Linked DNA regions of Homo sapiens: regions 2, 3 and 4 are each linked to region 1. Evidence: read pairs that join two places in POLR2A ChIA-PET (ENCODE). Cell type or tissue: MCF 10A. All regions are shown on one strand. Region 1 has its middle 300 kb from the start of DISC1-IT1. Region 2 has its middle 200 kb from the start of DISC1-IT1. Region 3 has its middle 220 kb from the start of DISC1-IT1. Region 4 has its middle 220 kb from the start of DISC1-IT1.

The links. ChIA-PET counts read pairs that join two places held together with the same protein. Peaks named below come from ENCODE experiments on the same cell type or tissue, not always from the same donor. Only the 100,000 strongest peaks of a DNase experiment are listed, where the experiment ranks them.
Region 2: POLR2A ChIA-PET joins it to region 1 with 12 read pairs; 3 of 35 experiments call an interaction of 5 or more read pairs at or near these places.
Region 3: POLR2A ChIA-PET joins it to region 1 with 17 read pairs; 2 of 35 experiments call an interaction of 5 or more read pairs at or near these places.
Region 4: POLR2A ChIA-PET joins it to region 1 with 16 read pairs; 2 of 35 experiments call an interaction of 5 or more read pairs at or near these places.

What each region holds. Positions count from the first base shown.
Region 1 is chr1:232,220,030-232,225,029 of GRCh38, forward strand. It overlaps the pseudogene RN7SL299P. Among named protein-coding and RNA genes, the nearest start is that of DISC1-IT1, 300 kb to the left of the region's middle. In MCF 10A, no CTCF peak of the experiment used is centred here; a DNase peak (open chromatin) is centred at 1,952.
Region 2 is chr1:232,125,135-232,130,134 of GRCh38, forward strand. No RefSeq gene overlaps it. Among named protein-coding and RNA genes, the nearest start is that of DISC1-IT1, 200 kb to the left of the region's middle. In MCF 10A, no CTCF peak of the experiment used is centred here; a DNase peak (open chromatin) is centred at 2,267.
Region 3 is chr1:232,139,892-232,144,891 of GRCh38, forward strand. No RefSeq gene overlaps it. Among named protein-coding and RNA genes, the nearest start is that of DISC1-IT1, 220 kb to the left of the region's middle. In MCF 10A, no CTCF peak of the experiment used is centred here; DNase peaks (open chromatin) are centred at 2,730, 3,000 and 3,330.
Region 4 is chr1:232,147,871-232,152,870 of GRCh38, forward strand. No RefSeq gene overlaps it. Among named protein-coding and RNA genes, the nearest start is that of DISC1-IT1, 220 kb to the left of the region's middle. In MCF 10A, no CTCF peak of the experiment used is centred here; a DNase peak (open chromatin) is centred at 2,221.

The DNA.
Region 1 (5,000 bases):
CTGGCGATGGCTCTGGCCACATTGCGAAGCCTTCCCTCTTCACCCTCCCAACAAGTTTATCTCCATACACTCCATTCCCTTCTGCTTGGGGCCCATTCACACAAGCCCTCCCTGACAGATGTTAGAGTTAACAGTGTGTGTACTGAGTTGTAGCAAAAAATAAATTTAAACATGGATCAAAACTGGGCGGCTTGCTGAGGAAGTGTTTCCAATCCACCTGGGCATGCCACGTTTTGTTTGAACTCATTGGCTTCCACACCGGCTGTGTGATGGGGACATGCCACCCTAACCTCTCTGTGGGAATGCCAGGCAGACAGACGCAGAATGAGCTCCAAGGGCCCTGCTGGTAGTGCTCAGTCTTGAAAAGGTCTAGCGGTTTGAGTCTCTCTTCAATGAGATACTCTAGATTTTGTAACTCTGCAAAGTTTTTATTGATCTAACATAAGTCCATTTCATCTAAATGGTTATGGTTTCCCAGCTGTGAGCCAGATATTGTGCTAGAAGCTCATATAGAAATAGGAACCAGGCTGGGTGTGGTGACTCGTGCCTGTAATCCCAGCACTCTGGGAGGCCGAGGTGAGGGAATCCCTTGAGACCAGGAATTTAAGACCAGCCTAAGTGAGACACTGTCTCTATCAAAAAAAAAAAAAAAAAAAAAAAAAAAAAAAAAAAGAAAAGAAAAAAGAAAAGAAAAAAGAAAAGAAAAAAAAAGAAGAAAAGAAAGGGGACCCAGATACAGCCCTGCCTTCAAGGAGCTTACACACTGTACTAGAACGGTTTCCAAAGTAATGAGTAAGTTGTCTGGGCTGTACTAGAAGGCTCTACAGAGTAGGCAGCCTTTGAATAGGTTCCTAGGGTCTTAAAGAATAGTCAAGAATGCTGGGGCAGAGTTTAAAAAGACATAGGGCATGAAGGCACACACAGCTGGGCCATGGTGGGTGTTCTGGGTCAGCCTAACTCTGTCAGAGATGCTTCAGGAAACTTCCCAGCCAAGGCCTGGGCAGAGGAGACAGCTAACCCTCAGCTCCAGCTAAGTGTCACCATGTGGAAAGCAGGCTCAGCTTGGCCTCCTCTCTGAGCTTTCAAAAGATGTTAGCAATTCAGATTTCACACACACACACACACAAAAATTCCTTGATTTTTCATTGTTGGTGACCAATTCAAAGAAAAAAATGGCCATTTAGGCCAATTGCAACAGATGCTGTGGTGCCCCAAACACAGCCAGTCATCTTCCAGCTGCTCTGAGCATCGTGCTTCCTTCCCTTTCCCCAGCCTGCATTTCCCTTCACCCCTGCTCTGCCTCTCCCCTTCTCCAGCCTGCATATTTCTTCCTTCACCATCATAGGTGTTTCTCTCTTTTTCAAAGACAGTTCAGTAGAGTGGAACTGTCACAAGTTTTGAAGCCAGCCATCCTAGTAAAATTTCAAGCTGCCATTTACCATGTGATTTTAGGTAGGTTTTAGGTAGGTCTTGTTCTTAATGTCCTAAATGGGCAAAAGTGGGTAAGAATACCCACACCACAAAGTTGTTGCAAGATTACATGACATCAGGTCCATAAAGAGCTTGAAACACGGGTGCATAGTGAGTCTCCCTGCCCCCAGTTTGCTTCTTTTGTTTCATTTCTTCTTCCTCACTTTCTCTGTTGATTAGAAGAATTAGGCAGAATAAATGCTACGTAAAACACCAGATAAAATTTTCTTTACATTGTATTTTAAGAAAAACATGAAATTATATAACATAGTTTTTTATCTACATAGATTCTAATTTTTCTCTCTTTTTTTTTTTTTTTGGTATTTCATACCTATAAATTAGTGGGCAAAATTCCCAGTAAAGAAAGTTGTCATCAGAAGCCAAGAGTGTTCCAACAGTGGAGAGCCCTTGCGCCACCCAATGAAGTTACACCATGCACACCTGGTGAATCATAGCTTCCCTCCCAGAGGCTGTGTTCTCTTTACTTCCTAAGAAGCAATGGTGCATTCTCAAGAGCAATGAACATGAAGTAACGCAGAGCACATGCCAGACATCTGATCCTTCTGGCCATAGGTGCTGAGTCAGAGATAGAGCCTGGCACACCTCTTCTATCGTATTTTTCCATTTTTAATGTGCAAAGTGAGGTGCTATGCTAAAATCCTGTTTTCTTCCAAGTGTTTTATGAGGCTTGCATATGCACTCTGAATCATCATTTGATTTGGTTTATTACAAAGGATACAATTCAGAAACAGCCAGGTGGAAGAGATGCATAGGGCAAGGTGTAGGGAAGAGGCATGGAGTTCCCATGCCTCTCTGGGTGCATGACACCTCCCAATACCTTAATGTGTTCACCAATTTGGAAGCTCCACAGGTGTTTCCTGAAGATCTTCCAAAGCCAGGCCCCAGGCCCTGCCTCTATAGAACTGATCTGTCACCTGAGACTCCAAGTGCAGCCCAGAGGAGGTATTTGGAGCATCAGCTTGAAATTCTGTAGCTAGAGTTCAGAAGAGTAGGGTGTCAAACAGGAGCTAGAGAGAGGAGTTGCCTGGCTATGATGCTGGAAAAGAGGAAGGCCTGGTTAGGGTTAGTCCATTATCCAATACAAGGAAATTCGTTTTGAGAAATAAAATTAAATGCTAAGCCCCCCAACCTACTGAAAGGACCATCTCTTGGTCAAGGGGACCACAGAGCAACCTTGAAAACTGGCTTCTCAGCCATGATGGGATGGGAGATCAGACAGACCTAGTTATACCTGCTCCTTTGCTAACCACAAATAGACTTCCGTCCCTAAAGGCTGAGCAGATACCAGCCCTTTCAAATCCACCACTGATACCAACAAACTGTCTAACACTTCCCCTCCTTTTATGCCTCATAAGAGACTCAGCTACTCAGAAGGCTGAGACTGGAGGATCCCTTGAGCCCAGGAGTTCTGGGCTGTAGTGTGCTATACCAATTGGGTGTTTGCACTAAGTTTGTCATCGATATCGTGACCGCCTGGGAGTATGGGGCCACCAGGTTGCATAAGGAGGGGTGAACTGGCCCAGGTCAGAAATGGAGCAGGTAAAAATTCCTGTGCTGATTAGTAGTGGAACGTGCCTGTGAAAAGCAACTGCACTCCAGCCTGGGCAACATAGTGATACCTATCTGAAAAAAAATAAACAAATAAATAAATAAGAGCCCATCAGCCACCCAGTGGTTATGACCAATCTACAGAGAATTTCACATCCTCTGCTTTACCTTTTGATGTCAGAGGGCTGACACCTTCAACCCCAGGTCATGCTAACGCCACCATTATTTGTACATAGGACGAATGAAGGGGCCTGAAGCTCCACTGCACATGTGCATGTTTCTCTTTTCATGAATATTCATGATCCCTCCCATAGCCTATTGAATATGTATATTTGACCACTCCATTCAACATAATTTTTTTTTCCCTTTGCCCCTCCCTCAGAGTGCCTATTTCTGGCTTCTGGCTTCTGGCTTCTGGCCAGAGGCTACATTTCCCAGTCTGCCAGAATGGCCACCTGCAGGCTGCAACCCTTTATGAGAAATAAAGCTCCCTTTTCTAAATTTATGAACCTCATCATTTTTCAGTTGACAATTGTATGGGCACTGGGGAGCCACTGAAGGATTCTTTACTAAGAAGAAACATATCAAACTGGGCTTCAGAAAGATTATGCTGACTGCAGATGAATTAGATAAGACCCATACTGGGCATCTCTTGCTTGGATGATGCAGTAGCCTTCTAACTGGGCCTCATGCATTCACCTTTGCCCCACTTTAACCGAGCCTCAAATCAGCAGCCAGAGAGATCCTGACAAAATGTGTTAGGTGTGATTGCCAAGGCCTCTGAGGATGCCTCCCTTGTGGTCATGAAGGCTAATGTTTTTTCTACAGCCTTAATCCCTGTGCAACCTCCCTTAACCCTGTCCCCCCACTGCCCTCTCCTCGCTCCCTCCACACTGGTCACGCTCACATAGCCACCTGACCCCCTGCCCTTTCTGCAACCCATCGCCAGGCTCTCTCCTCATATTGTTGCACTTGCCCTTCCTGCTCTTCCCTCACCTATCACAGCACTGCTACCTCCCTCCTTCAGGTCCTCACTCAAGTGTCACCTCCCTAGGGAGGACTGCCCTGGCCGCTTTCCGTAAAATCACACTGTATGGCAGAAGCACTGAACAGCAATAACTTAAGCATATCCTAAGAATGACCCTCTGATCTGAGACGTATGTGTGTTTGTAGTTCCAAGCTACGAAATCCAAGAGTGGCCAACCTAGAGATTCACTCCTTATCTATGAAGAACATCCTAGCCCCTGGCCCATCCCTTGGAATGCAGGCTGTACAGCGGATCAAGGCCCTTTGTTTTGGTTGAAATGGAGGCTGCTAGGCAGAGGTTGATAAGTGAAAATGCTATATAAACTGCATGCTTTTTATAAACAGTAGCAGTTTTCCTGTCCAGCCCACCACCTCTGGATGACCCTGTGTATAAGTCCTCAATAAATCTTATGTCTTGTTTGCTGGCTCCAGGTTTGTTTTTTGGTCTTTTGAACACTGTGCCATCAGTATTGGAGTAAATAGAGCTTTGCATCACACACACACACACACACACACACACACAGGCACACACATGAACTCCCCACTTCATAGCTGGGCTGCAGAGCATCATGGCACCTGATCCAAGGAGCAAGCAGGTTCTGAATGGAGCCCTTGCTCCACTTGCCAAGGAATGTCCAAGTGTGGATTGCATTCCCTAGAGGAAGGGTGCTTTGACTGAGCATGAAGGCCAAACTATATCCTGCAGGAAAAGGGCACTGTTTTTTTTTATTTGTCTAGAATCTGCCTCATCCTGCATTCCATCCTCCTCCCTTTTACTTATCATCACCTTACATGTTATGTAGTTTATTTCTTTACCTTGTGTGTGTCTGTCTCCCCTGCTAAAATGTAAGCTCCATGAGTTTCAATCAATACTGTTTCTCCAGGGTCTAGAAAAATGCCTGATATGTAGTAGATGCTCAATAATATTTTTGAAT
Region 2 (5,000 bases), 95 kb before region 1:
TTTATCTCTGCTCTAATCTTCATTATTTTCTTCCTTTGCTAGTTTTAGGTTTATCTTATTCTTCTTTTTCTAGTTCCTTGAGGTGTAAAGTTAGGTTATTGATTTGAGACTTTTCATCTTTTGTAATGTAGATGTTTACCTGTTATAAATTTCCCTCTGAATACTACCTTTGCTGCATCCCATACATTTTGGTATGTTGTGTTTCTCTTTTCAATTGTTTCTAAGTATTTTCTAATTTCCCTTGTCATTTCAACTATGACCCCCTGTTGCTTAAGAGTGTGTCATTTAACTTGCACATATTTGTGAATTTTCTAGTTTTCTTTCTGTTATTGATTTATATCTTTATTCCATTGTGGTCAAAGAAGATACTTTTTATTATTTCAATTCTTTTAAATTTATTGAGACTTGTTTTGTACCTAATGCATGGTCCATCCTAGAGAATTTTCTATGTGCACTTGAGAAGAATGTGTATTTTGCTGTTGTTGCATATGATATTCTATATATGTCTGTTTCTAGTTGTTTATACAATTGTTAATACTCTCTATTTTCTTGCTGATCTTTTGTCCAGATGTTTTATCCATTATTGAAAGTTGTATATTCAAGTTTCCAGCTGTTATTATAGAATTATCTATTTCTCCCTTTACTTTAGTCGGTGTTAGCTTCATATATTTTGGGACTCTGTTGTTTGGTACATATCTGTTTATAAATGTTAAATCTTTTTGATGAGTTAACCCTTTAATCAATATGTAATGCCCTTCTGTGTCTTTTTTGACAGTTTTTGACTGATGTCTATTTTGCCTGATACCTATAGCTGCTCCAGCTGTCTTTTGGTTACTGTTTGCATGGCATATATTTTTCTATCGTTTCACTTTAAATTTATTTGTGTCTGTTTGGATCTAAAGTGGGTCATTTGGAGACAGCATATAGTTGGATCATTTTTAAAATATCTATTCTTTCAAACTCTGCCTTTTGATTGGAGATTTTAATCCATTTAATTTTGAGGCAGTTAAGGAAGAACTTACTTTTGCTCTTTTTCTATATGTTTTCTGCATGTTTTATTACTGTTGTGATGCTCATTTTCTCCATTACTGCCTCCTTTGTGGTTAGTTGATTTTTTTTTTCACACCGTTTTGATGCCCTGCTTGCTGAGTTCTGTGTATACTTTTTAAACACAGTCTCAGGGATTGCCAGGGGGATTATATTTACCATCTTAAGTTTGTAGTGATATGGTTAGAACGGACACCTATTTAACTTCAATAGCAAACAAAAACTCTTCTTCTATACAGCTCTATCCCCTTTTATGTTATTGTTATTGTTACAAATTATATCTTCATATATTGTGTGCCTAACATAAAATATAAAGATACTGTGAACCCTGAAAATCTGAGAGAGGTCTTAGTTAATTTAGAAAGTTTATTTTGCCAAGATTGAGGATGTATGCCCATGACACAACCTCAGGCGGTCCTGATGACATGTGCCCAAGGTATTAGGGGCACAGCTTGGTTTTATACATTCTAGGGAGACATGAGACTTCAATAAATGTGTGTAAGATGTAGATTGGTTCAGTCCAGAAAGGTGGGAAAACCCGAGGCAATGGCAGGACAACTCGAAGCAGGGAGGGGGCTTCCAGGTCATAGGTAGATAAGAGAAAAATGGTTACAGTCTTTTGAGTTTCTGATTAGCCTCTCCAAATGAGATAATCAGATATGCATTTACCTCAGTGAGCAGAGGGGTGACTGAATAGAACGGGAGGCAGATTTGCCCTAAGCAGTTCCCCACTTGACTTTTCCCTTTAGTTTAGTGATTTGGGGGCCCCAAGATTTCTTTTCCTTTCATAATACATATTATCTTTATGTAGTATGATATATATATATACAGATAACATAGATTTGCAATGATTTTCATGCAATTATCTTTAAATCATGTAGGAAATAAAAAGTGTAGTTACAAACAAAAAATGCAATAACACTGGTTTTAATATTTACCTATTTAGTAAACTTTATTGTAGATATTTATTTCTTCTTATAGCTTCAGGTTATTGCCTGGTGTCCTTCTGTTTCATCCTGAAGGACTGCCCTTAACATTCCTTGAAGGGCAGGTTTACAGGTAACGAATTTTCTCAGCTTTAAAAAATCTGCATATATCCTAATATTTTCACCTTTGGAAGATAGTTTTAAAGTCCTTAGTTGACAGTTTTTTTGTCAGCACTTTAAGTATGTCATCCCACTGCCTTGTGGCCTCCATGCCTTCTGATGAGTCATCAGCTATTATCCTTGTTGAGGATGTCTTCTGCATGACGAGTCATTTCTTTCTTGCTGATTCAAAATTCTGTATATGGGTTTGACAGTTTGATTGTAACATGTTTCAGTGGGATTCTCTTTGAGTTTATTGTATGGGAGTTTGTTGAGCTTCTTGAATCTGTAAATTCTTGTCATTAATCAAATTTAGCAAAGATTTTGGCCATTATTTTTTCAAATATTCTTTCTACCCCATCTCTCTTTCTGTTCTCCTTCTGGGACTCCATAATGCATAGCTGGTCCACTTGATGGAGGCCCATAGGTTCTTATGTTCTGGTTACTTTTCTTCATTCTTTTTTTCTTTCTGCTCCTAGACTGGATACTTTTAATTGTTCTCTCTTTAAGTTCACTTAGTCTCTTTTTGGCTTGCTCTAATCTGCTGTTGAAAAACTCTACTGCATTTTTTATTTCAATTATTTTACTTTACAGCTTTAAAATTTCTATATAGGTCCTTTTTCTAATTTCTGTATCTTTATTGATATCATCATTTTGCTCATATATTTTTCTAGTTTTTTTTAGTTCTTATGTGGTTTTCTATAGCTATTTGAAAATAATTAAAACAGTTGATTTAAGATTGTTGTAGAGTAATGCTAATGACTTCACTTCTTCAGGGATTGTTTCTGTGAATTTGTTTTTTTCTTGAAAATGAACCAGAGTTCTTTGTTTCTTTTTATGCCTTACAATTTTTTTGTTGAAACACGGACATTTGAATATTACAATAGTTTAACTCTGGAAAACAGATTATTCCCCTTCCCCAGGATGTGCTCTTTTTGATTGTTGAAGGCTACACACATCTGTTTCTTTAGTGACTCTTTTAGGCTGTTTTTCCAAAGACTGTGTATTCTTCATTGTGTGTCCCTGAAACTTCTATTCCTTTACCTTGTGTTCAGTTGTTGTTCTGATACAGATTTCCTTGAACATCAAGAGCTAACAATATTAAACAAGTCAAAATATAAAATAAAACAAAAAACTCCAAACCCCACCTCTTCCATCTCTGTGGATGACTCTATGTTAATGTACTCCTTCTTCAACACTTCAGCACTTAGTCAGGCTCTTTACAACCCTGCCTCAATCTTTCTTTCCTGCTTGCACTGAGTCTAGAGATAAAAAGTGAAAGTTTAGGGTCTTCCCAGATGTTTTCTGAGAATGCATTCTTCCTTGGGCATCCATGTGTCTTTCTAGATTTTCCAGTATACACAGGTGCTTTTGAATGCCCAAATTTCCAAAAGAAACTATCGTCATTTTTTCTCCCAGGCTTTAGGTGTTCTATTGTAAACCTTGACTGTAATATTTTGCTCAAGGCAGCTGTGAGTTTCTCATTTATCTTGCATTGATTTTGAGCAATGCCTGCCACTTTTTTGTCTTGAGTAAGCTCCACATTAGGCAAAACAGAGATGAGCACCTTGCATCAGTTCTTCAGGTAGCCCTCAACAAGTTAGAGCAGACAAACAGAATGATTTACACATAAGTCTTGCTGTGTTCTCTCTGGAACCAGGGATCAGCATCCCACCCTGGGGATGCAGGCTGCCATCCTAAAGACCTCTTCTCAGTTGGGGAGGGGTTGGGGCAAGTGCAAATAAAAGAATGCCACAAAACTTTTCTACCATTCTTAACTTGCCTTTTTTTGCTGTTGTTTGGATTCAGCTTCCACTTGGTTCTGTAAAGCTTTGACTGTTTTAGAGAGTCCTGTAAGTTGGTTCTGGCAATTCTGCTTGTTTTTCTATGTTTCTTTGGAGGGACATGAGCTTGGAGCTGTTTACTCTCCTCTGTCATTTTGCTGATGTAACTCTGTGATACTTCTCTTGATAAGATTTTTCTGTGCTCCACATGCTGATACTGATAGGCAAACTATAATATTTTATGATGTCCCTGGTAACTTACCCATACGATTTTTTAAGTGCTTGAAAAGAATTCCACTAACAAACTAAATACTGAACTGTGAAGTAATTTTCTGATTTATATTTTCAACTTATTGCTATAAAAAATAAGCAATCACAAATGAAGCCAGGAGAATAAAAGAATTTAAACAACAAAATGCAGATTATGATAGTTGCTTGGGTGTAAAAGACTATAGAAAACTCAAGCGATGATGGATAGTTTATAATAAACTAAAAATTGAGAACCCTAGGGCAGGATTCTAGTTCTTCCTTTAACCAGCTGAGTAACCTGAGGCACATCCCAGTGAGGTCTTTCTGGCTGTTTCCTTGTATAGAAAATGAATGGGATAGACTTCATCAGTGACTTCCAAACTGGGTTCCAGGGAGATTAGGCATTAGGAAGCAGTTCATGGGGATAAAGGGAGAATTGATGGATTTTGCATATATTTGCAATATGATTCTGCTATGTTAAACATTTAAAATCATTGCATTAGATCATCTCTAGTTTTTTTCTGATAAAAAAATATTATTTGTAATTTTACGAAGTATATAGCCCTAATTTAGGAGAGAACTGGGAATTAGAAAACACAGATTCCAGGCCGGCTCTTTTGTTTATAGCCCTGAGATTTTAATAATGCTTATCATTATCTCTGCCTTTTTTGTCTTCATCTACAAAAGGGAGCTAGTAATAATTCTCTATGCACTTCTAGGAGCTATAGAGCAAATAGTAGGTAGAAATAGATGTGAAGTACTTTGAGAAGTTGAAAGTGTTAGGCAAAGGAAAGATATTACCAGTTGCTACAGCCCATGACTATCCCAACTACAA
Region 3 (5,000 bases), 80 kb before region 1:
GCCCGGTTGTTCTCCCACCCTGTGCACCTTGTCTACGTCAGGGTGCTGTTGAAAGATTATTGAGGCCATGTCTGTAGGAAAGCCAGAGCTTCAAGAACAACAAAAACAATGTAAACAGGACTCCTTTCCTATTCTATTAATTCTATTGAAATTATTGAAAAATAATTGTCCTTGCTTTATTTTAAAATTACATGTATTGGTTTTCATCACCCAGCAGCCAGAATACATTTGTAATTTGTTTTCCATCTCACTTTTTGCCTTTTACTAGTCTTGTCATGAGATGAAATTGGTAGTTTTGGGGCAGTAATTGAGAATAAATCAAGATTCTGTGTTTTATAAGTATTTTGGAGGAAAGTTTCATTAAAAAGAAAATTAACTTAGGTTCTTCAGACAAAATGCCAGGGAAATTTTGACAAAGTGAGCTCCCCAAATCTAACCCGTCTAAGTCATGTGGTAGCAGAAACCCACAGACTCTCACAAAGACATGCAATGGGCTCTAAACTTAAGTGCAGATACTTTGATTACATTTCTTAAATTTCTCCATGAAGTTTCATGAGAAAAAAGAACCGTACAAAAACACAATGGCAGAACAATCACATTCTTCAGTGACCTCCTCTTGTGTGTTAACAATGCCTACGATGCATCCCTCCGATGAGCAGCAGGGCTGCACCTGCCACGAGGGGCTGGGCTGCAGGCTGAGCCCTCTGGCTTTGCTGAGAAGGGTGGTGATGGCATCGCCTGTACAAAGATTTCCAGAGGTACTTGCAGAGGAGGAGGGCAGACCATCAGTGCCTCTTCACCTATAAAGTCATGCAGTGGGACCTTAGAGTTATGATGGACTCATATATGTGTGTTTTCCTCAAATTTCCTGATTTTAAATTAGACAATTGAAGGATCAGAAAATTTGCAACTAAGTGAATATTAAAATATATTAAACAAGTGTTTTTCTATGGATGAATGGATAAATAAAATGTGGTATATCTATACAATGGAATATTATTCAGCCTTGAAAAGGAAGGAAATTCTAATACATGCTACACCATGGATGAACCCTGAGGACATCATGCTAAGTAAAATTAGCCAATCATGAAGAGACAGACACTATATGGTCCCACTCCTATGAGGCTCCTAAAGAATCAAATCCATAGAGACAGAAAGTAGAATAGTGGTCACCAGGGGCTGTGGAGAGGGGGAAGAGGGAGTTAGTGTTAACAGGAACATTGGGAGGGCTGGGGTGGGTGGATCACCTGAGGTCAGGAGTTCGAGACCAGCCTGACCAACATGGTGAAACCCTGTCTCTACTAAAAATGCAAAAATTAGCTGGGCATGGTGGTGCATGCCTGTAATCCCAGCTACTCGAAGCTGAGGCAGGAGAATCACCTGAACCCGGGAGGCAGAGGTTTTAGTGACCCGAGATCGCGCCATTGCACTCCAGGATGGGCAACAAGAGAGAAACTCTGTCATGAAAAAAAACCAAAACCAAAACAAAACAACAAAACAAGAAAAACAAAACAAAAAAATAGGAACAGAGTTTCAGTTTGGGAAGATAAAAAGAATTCTGTGGATGGATGATGCTGGTGCTTGCAAAACCATAAGAATGTATAATACTAAAGCCACTGAACTATACACTTTAAAATGTTTAAGAAGGCTAATTCTGTGTTATGTGCATTTTGCTGCAACTTAAAAAACTTAAAAATACATTAAAAGAATTCTCAATTCTGACAGCAATGATGATTGGTGGCACTGTTAAGGTGAAATTTTCTCCAAATGCAACTGCATTCTATTTAGTCAATTTATAATTAACATATTAAAGATCTCATGTCTAGAAATTGACCAATTTACTAAGATTGTTAAGTGTGAGGATGTTGGGTGCACCACACTGTCATAGTAAAAACCTGGAGCAAGCTGAATTCCCATTCATATGGAGCAATTAAATAAATTATGATGATTCCATAAAAGAAGTGCCGTGCAACAATTATAAAGGCAATTGTGCCAATGTAAAAAGAAGTGCAAAATAAAACATGCAAAACAGGAAATGATGATCAGTATACATAGCATCATCCCAGTGAAAACAGAAAAATCTAAATAAAAATAGTAAATACAAAAATATATGTGTATGCTTGCATTTACTTGGAAAATGCTGGCAGCATATCTAACAAAATGGTAATGATAGTTACCTAATCTATCTTAAATATGGTATAATAAATTCATATATAAATAGTGAAGTAAGACAAACCAAAATAGTGATTAATTCTGCCAAATGAAGAAGGGGTTGTGAGTTGGGGTCTTTTACTTTTCATTTTCCATACTTTCGTATTATTTGAGATTTTTTATTTTTACTAAATGTGAAAAGCAAATAAAAATAATTAGAACATTTAAAAACCAAAAAATTTTATGCATACTTCACTATTTTGTAAAATAATATAGAGTAAAAATAAAAAACAGAAAAAAGTAATGCAAGCCAATGTGGAAATAAGTATAATCCAGAAAACAACCATGAAGAAAGGATCCCATCCAGACTACAGGGAACAGACTGAGAGACCTCAGTGGCTTCCAGTTGCTAATGTGTGTGATTCCCACACTGGGTAACACAGGAGTGTTTGACCAACAATCAACTGAATACTGGTTCTTGTTTCTCATTGTCATGGAATTTGCCGAATCTCACTTTTGGCTTCACAGAGGACTTTGTGAGCTCCAAGCATGAAAAGTGGCATTTATAACTCCCCCTGGAATTTCCATGTACCCAGGACACTGCCAGGCCAAAGGATGAATCACAGCTTCTTAGAATTGTGGAAGCCATTTTGGAAACAGCTGCCAAGTAACTAATGCTATTAAAAATAGCTCCCTAAAAAATGAATTGCTTATTTTAAGAAGACAAGAGTGGCTTGAATCTGTGCTGCTCACATTTTTCATCTACTGGGCACAGTGCCCGTGGATCCAAGAAAGCCCTGCTTGTCAGATGGGAATACCATCTGTACAGATGATGCCCCGCACATGCAAGAGCCTGGCATTTTTGGGCCAGGGCTAACCAGGGTAAAGTCTGAATCACCCCATGTGGAATCCGTCTCCTACGGGGTGTGGACTGTGGGGCATGAATTCCAATTGCGCTTTCCTTACATAACTTTGCTCTTCAGATCCCTGGTTCCGAATGTGGGGTGTATGCAGTATGGCCCACTGGAAGTACATGAAAATGCTAGAAGGTGAATCTACATGTATTTTTTGATCTAATGAAAACAAGCAGGAAAATAAGTTGTACTGACAGGTAATGTGCAGACTGATACTGCTGTCTTGACTCAGACTGTGTTGGGCAATTGTCTTTCCCTGTGAATTCCGTGAAGAAATGAACCCATCCAGACCCATCCCATGGCAATAGGATTGATGGTGCCAACCTCCCATGTTTGTTTTATGCCCCCTGTGTTGTGACGTGGGGCAGTTAACCTATTTCTGGCTTAAACAGTGTCAAAAATAAACAAAGCCAGGCACTAGTTAAAGTGGTAAGAAGAGACTTCAATCAGCACTTTGATTTGTGCAGCAGTGACTAGGCATTTTAAAGGAAGAATAAGGGAATGAGGAGAGGTGTGAGTGGGGACTCAGGAGAGTCAGGGAAGTGAAAAATCATCAAAGGCGGGAGGGAGGAAGCTTGGTCCATGTGGAAACTATCTGGATTTTCTAAGTGCTCCTTCTCAAAGCGCTGCCCTTCTGGAGGCTGGGAGACAGGGTACTTATCTTCAGGTTTTGGCTGAAACAAACAGTAAATTCCTTGGGCAGCCCTGCATTTCTCAGGCAGGCACTTTAAGGAGATTAGGGGCATGCTAAGGATGTGGCCTTGAGCTGCTAGAAACTGTGTTTGTGTTTGTTCAAGCCTTTATAGGCCAAGGATGAGGCCTAGTGGAGAAGGGGGCTCAGTGGAGCCTGACTAGAATTTGGTCAAGAAGAGAGTCTTTGTCAGTAGCCCTGCAGATATCATCTGTCTAAGAATATAGGATGATTGTCACATTTTGTAATGAGGTGAAGGAATGATCATACAAATAATTTGTGCCTCTTAGAGGCTCCTAAGTTATCTCAGGGCAAATAAAGTACAGTTATAAAGTTTAAGGATGAATTAGAAATTTTTCATTTACAAAAAGACAAGTGTGCCAAATTTGGAAAATATTTAATAAGGACATTCTTGTCACTAGAACACGGATGTTTTTGAAAACGAAGGAAAAGATATACACAGGAACACACACATTCATGTACAATGTGGAGGTGACAAGTTAACAGTAACAACGAAAGTACTTTTCAGAAGCAACTCATGTGACGTAGAGAGCAGTTTGCAAATATTTCCATTGGTTATGTGATATATTTTTCCAAAAATTTTGTATTTCTCCTCCCAAAACAAATAAATCTATGATAATACCGGACCTGGTTAAATGCATCTGCCTTGAGTCATTCGGCACCCCTTTGGGCCCACCCCTCATTCCTAAACTCCCCCAGCTGTTCTTCCTATCCTAGAATTCAGGGGCCAGACTTCAGACCACCCAGCACAATAGGAGCCCCAGCAGAGCCCAGGTCCAGCCCAGTGGCACTCACAAAAGCCATGGCTTCCACAGTCTCTGCCTGCAGGCAGGGAATATAACCCAGAAGGCAGGAAAGCTACAGTGGTTCATCTTTGCAGGATATTATAAAAATAATATCAAAATCATCAAAAAAGTGAGAAATTTTTCCAATTTATTACACTGTATTTTAATTATAGATGAGAGGAGAGGATGGTCTGCCAACTTATTTTCTGTGTATAGGAACTACACAGAAAATAAGTAATGTCTCATTCTGTTAAATTTTCTGCTTTTGAGCAAATGTGTATAATGTAATATATTAATTTGTAACAATACATAAGGAACACATGCTCAAAAGTTTTTAACTAATAGGGCTTCACATTCAGAAAAGTTGGGAGTCGACTGCTTCAGACTCATGTGCCCTGAAGTACACGCAGCCCCTGGGTGGAGGCAGGATAAGGAAGT
Region 4 (5,000 bases), 72 kb before region 1:
AGGACAGTTTTTTTTGACCTGGGGAATGAGGTGGAAAAGTCAAGCTAAGAAAAGCTGAGGCACTTTCCGATCTCTGTCTTATCATGTGTCTCAGAAAATAAACACGAGGACATGCTCATGGGAAGCTGATAATATTAAACATGTTAAGTCCTTATAGGCATGACGAAGTCATGGACATTTCAGTGAGTGGACACAAGGCTATTCTCATAAAGAAGCCATGTGAACAATGAGCTTTGTTTGAACTCTCAGGGACAGGGGGCTTATTGAATTTCTGGTTAGAGTGAGAGTGACCTCTGTGTAGGAACTCCCAGTTACCTTCTCCCTGTGGCTACTTCCTGCTGTCCCATGATGGGCTCTGCTCTGGTCTCCTCCCCTCATTTGTCTTGAGCTCATCTCTCCATGGACCTTCAAGGATTTTAACCCAAATTTCTAAAGTTTCTCTAGTCTAGATCAACTTCCTACATTCACTCTTGGACACCTTCAGTTCATTTACCATGCTGCCACTGGAGATCCTGCTGAAAGGCAATTTTGAACATGTTTCTCCCTTTATCAAAATCACTGTTAGGGTGGTAAAACAACTCTTTATGATACTACAATGATAGATATATGTCCTCTGCATAGAATGTACAAAACGCATAGAACATACGACACCAAGAGTGAGCCCTAATGGAAACTATGGGTATTGGGTGACGATGATGTGTCAATGCTGGTTCATTGACTGTGTAACAAATGTTCCACTCTGGTGCAGGATGTCAATGGTCAAGAAGGCTAATGGAGGACATTAGGGGGTATATGAAAACTCTCTGTACTTTCTGCTGTCATTTGTTGTGAACCTAGAACTGCTTTAAAAAAATGAAAGCTACTAAAAAGCTACTAACACTCAATGACTTCCCATTGCATTAGACATAAATGCATTACTGTTGTTAGCACCACAGTGGGCAAGATACTGAGCCCCTAGACATGCTGCTTCCTTTGCTTGGTATGTTTTCTTCTCTCCTCCCGCTGCCATCTGTAATTCTTACTCAGCTCAGCATACACCAACACAAGAAAGCTTTCTTTGACTCCCCAGACTGAGCCAGGATAGGTCCCTTTGATAAAGGCTTCAGAGCCAATTAAACTATACATTGTGTAATGAATTGTTGAATGTCTGTCTTCCATCAGAAGGGAGAGTCCATCAGAGCAGGACAATATCTGACCTATTTATGGCTGTGTCCCCAGCATTTAATGCAGAGGCACTCAATACATATTTGAGGAATACCTGAATGAAGCAATTTAATATTTACAAAAAGTGGCCACATTCATTTTCTGTTTAATCTGCTCGTATTTGGAAGATAGGCATATTTACTTCATTTTATAAATAAAAAACCCCTGAGACTTAGAAAAGTTAGATGACTCTGTAACAGGTGGTCGAGCTAGGATTAGGATTTGTATATTTTAAATTTAAGTCGAACATTCTTTCCACTACCCTGGACAGTGCCAATCTCCAACATTTAAAATGTATCAGTCACTTAAATGTATTATGCACATTTCTTCTAACTGAAGCATTTGTGGGTGGTCAGAGATTTTACTTATATTTATTAGCTAACACATCATGATTTTAGCAAGGTCTCCACCTCCTCCATGCAAGCTTCAACCACTTCATTCTTAGCTATATGCCTAGAAACACACAGAATTGCATGCAGAGTGTATATGTGCATGAGTGAATACACATGGTATATTGGCTATATGGTTTATAATATACAAACGTATTCTAAACATCCTGTGTATATCCTATAGATTAACATTTGCCCTGCAGACCTCGTTAAGTATACTCAGCATAGCAGAGGGCTTCTTTTTTATAAGATAAAAAATGATATTCTGAGTATGTTTAGACATACTGGAGAAGGAGGGAATGTCTGGAACCCTAGTCCCACCCACGAGGGTTCAAGAAGAGGCCAGAGCAATAGGAGCTTTGCCATGGGCCCCTTTATGGAGATTGCAACAATGAAAGACTATCGAAAGTGAAGATAATGAACTCTTAGATTTAAAAATAAGCTAGTACTGGAGATGAGTTAGTTATTTATTCCAAAGAGGACACGCAAACCAAAGAAGATATTCCTCCATGCCGTGCAAAAAAAGACAATGCATAGGCAAATATTCTAAAACAAATAAACTTTGAGGATAAACAAATATTAAATCATTTAAAAATCTGTTAGGGAACCTTTTATGAGTCAAGTTCCGTGCTCAATGTCATGAGTAAAGTATGAGTCATTAAAGTCATTTCCACTCAAGAATTTAATATACATATTGCTGTTTCACTAATTTTGCGTGTTATTACAAGTGCCTGAATTCAGAAAACATTTTCTCATGCTGAGAAGAGCGCTTATTGTTCATAATGTAAATTTAACCAGTGCCTGAAATCCAAATATTCCTTAGTTCAGATATTACCAAGTATTCAGACCATAGCATCCAAGTTGCAAAAAAGAAAAACAAACAACTGATAGCTCATCAAAATAGCTGCATTAATTGTGCATTTCAATATAACCTTGAAATATATAATGTCACAAGTGGTTTTTTTGGTAGCTGAAGATGGTAGCAAAAATGTTTTTAGCACACATCTTTTAAATATATATTTTAAATTAAAAAGTACTCTGTTTTCTTTCCTTCTTTCTTTTCTTTTTTTTTTTTTTTGAGACAGAGTCTTTCTCCGTCACCCAGGCTGTAGTGCAATGGCACCATCTCAGCTCACTGCAACCTCTGCCTCTCAGGTTCAAGCGATTCTCCTGCCTCAGCCTCCCTAATAGCTGGGATTACAGGCATCTGCCACCACACCCAGCTAAGTTTTGTATTTTTAGTAGAGATGGGGTTTTGCCATGTTGGCGAGGCTGGTCTTGACCTCCTGACCTCAGGGGATCCACCCGCCTTGGCCTCCCAAAGTGCTGGGATTACTGGTGTGAGCCACCACTGCACCTGGCCAAAAAGTACTCCATTTTCTAATGCAATTATCCTTTAGGGTACACTCGGGATGTATAAGAACCTTCCCCTACCTGGTCTTCTAGAAGGGCCAGCCTCCAGAGGCTGCTGTGGTCATTGCCCTTTTGCTGCTAATAAGTGTAGCCTCAGGTAAGAGAAGGGTTAGTCATAACCCGCCTTAGTTCAGAAAGACCGGGCGCTCTCCTGGTCTTTCTGAGAGCAGCTACCCTAACAGGCAGCCAGCAATATTTCATGGCTAGGCATTTGGTTCCTTTCACATAACTGTTTCTGGGTATGCTTTTAGAAAATGTTTCTAATATTTTACCTCTTCATTTAAAATGATTTTTGATTTAGAAAATGGTTGTCAAAATACTAAATGAATTTTTGGTATAGCCTTCACCCAGGTTTCCCAAATGACAGGAAAACTTTCAAAAATCAGGAAGTTAAGACTGACTCAATCCTATTATCTAATCTGCAGACCTTCCTCAGATTTCACCCATTGTCCTATGAAGCCCTTTTCCTAATCTGGGATCTGATTCACAATCACACGTGGCATTTAGTTGTCATGTTTCCCTGGTCCCCGTTAATCTGGAATAGTCTCTCCATCTTCCTTTGTCTGTCATGATCGTGACATTTTTCAAGAATACTGGCTAGTTCTTGTGGATACTATTTCTCAGTTTGGGTTTGCCTGATGCTTCCTTGTGATTAGATTCAGACGATGTATGAACTTCTGCTAGACACATCCCAGAGTCCTGCTATGTACTTGTCAGTGCATCACACAAGGAGCACACAGCCCATTTGCCCATCCCATTTCTGGTGATGGGGACTTTGATCACTTGGTTAAGTTGTGTGTCTGCCAGCTTCCTTCACTGTAAATAGATTATTTTTCTCTTTGTAATTAATAAGTGTCTTGTGAGGAGATACATTGAGACTATGTGACTATTCTGTTTCTCATTATGCTTAATACTTTTGTCCGCTAATTTTAGACTCTACTGAAATAATGATCTGTATGGTGTTTGCCAAATGGTAATTTTCTATTTCCATCATATCTTTTACATTTTGTAGTTAAAAATCTACCAAAAAGCTTTCTTTTTCCCCCATTTATTTATTTATACAATTATATATTTATATCAGTATGGAATCACAGATGTACTCCTGGTTTCATTGACTGAGAGGGCCTGGAAGCAATCACACCCCAATATCAATAAGCACATCATCTATTACCTAAAATTTCTATTGCGTTCTGATTCCAGGTCTGGGGCAAGGAAAGTACCAGACAAACCTGAACATTTTGAGGTGCCAGAAAGTAAGGAAGATCTCAAAAAAATGATGGGAACATATCAAAGGTATGTAGACCCAATTTGAAAGGACTCCTCATGGCCAAATCTGTGAAAATTTGAGAAAAATAAATAATAATAATAAATTATTAATATAACCCACAATAATATGAGAATCCATGAGTCTAAACTGATGTAGATAAATAATTGGGTATGCTTTTAAATAACATATTTATTCATATTCTCAGGAGCCATGACATTTTAATAATAAAATATTTATATTCCAGGGAAAAACACCTTCTTGACGGCTGGTTATGATGTTTCTAATATAAGATGACGGATGGAGCTCATCCACCTTCCCACCATCTTAAGGTTCACCTTAATAAATGACACAATGTTGGGTTTCAAAAGTGAAACATCATAATGCTAGAATACATTTTAAAAGTCCCAACTGTGGACCAAAAACTTTGAGAAATCATTGAACATATTAGAACAGATGGGATATAGGCTTAAATGTGATACAAGGAGCTGAGATGGAAAATTATACTCTTCATCTTCTGAAGTTTTGGTTGAAACAAACCTCACATTTACATATATATACTTACTTACAGTGGTATGAGTCGATCCATATATGTTAAGTATAAGTACTCTAAATATTTAGACAAATCTTTATAATAGTCCCCATAGGATAACTTAATCTCATGTAATCCCTATAAGAAACATATCTAAATTTAATCATATTTAATATTCCTAAATGTGGTTGAATCATAT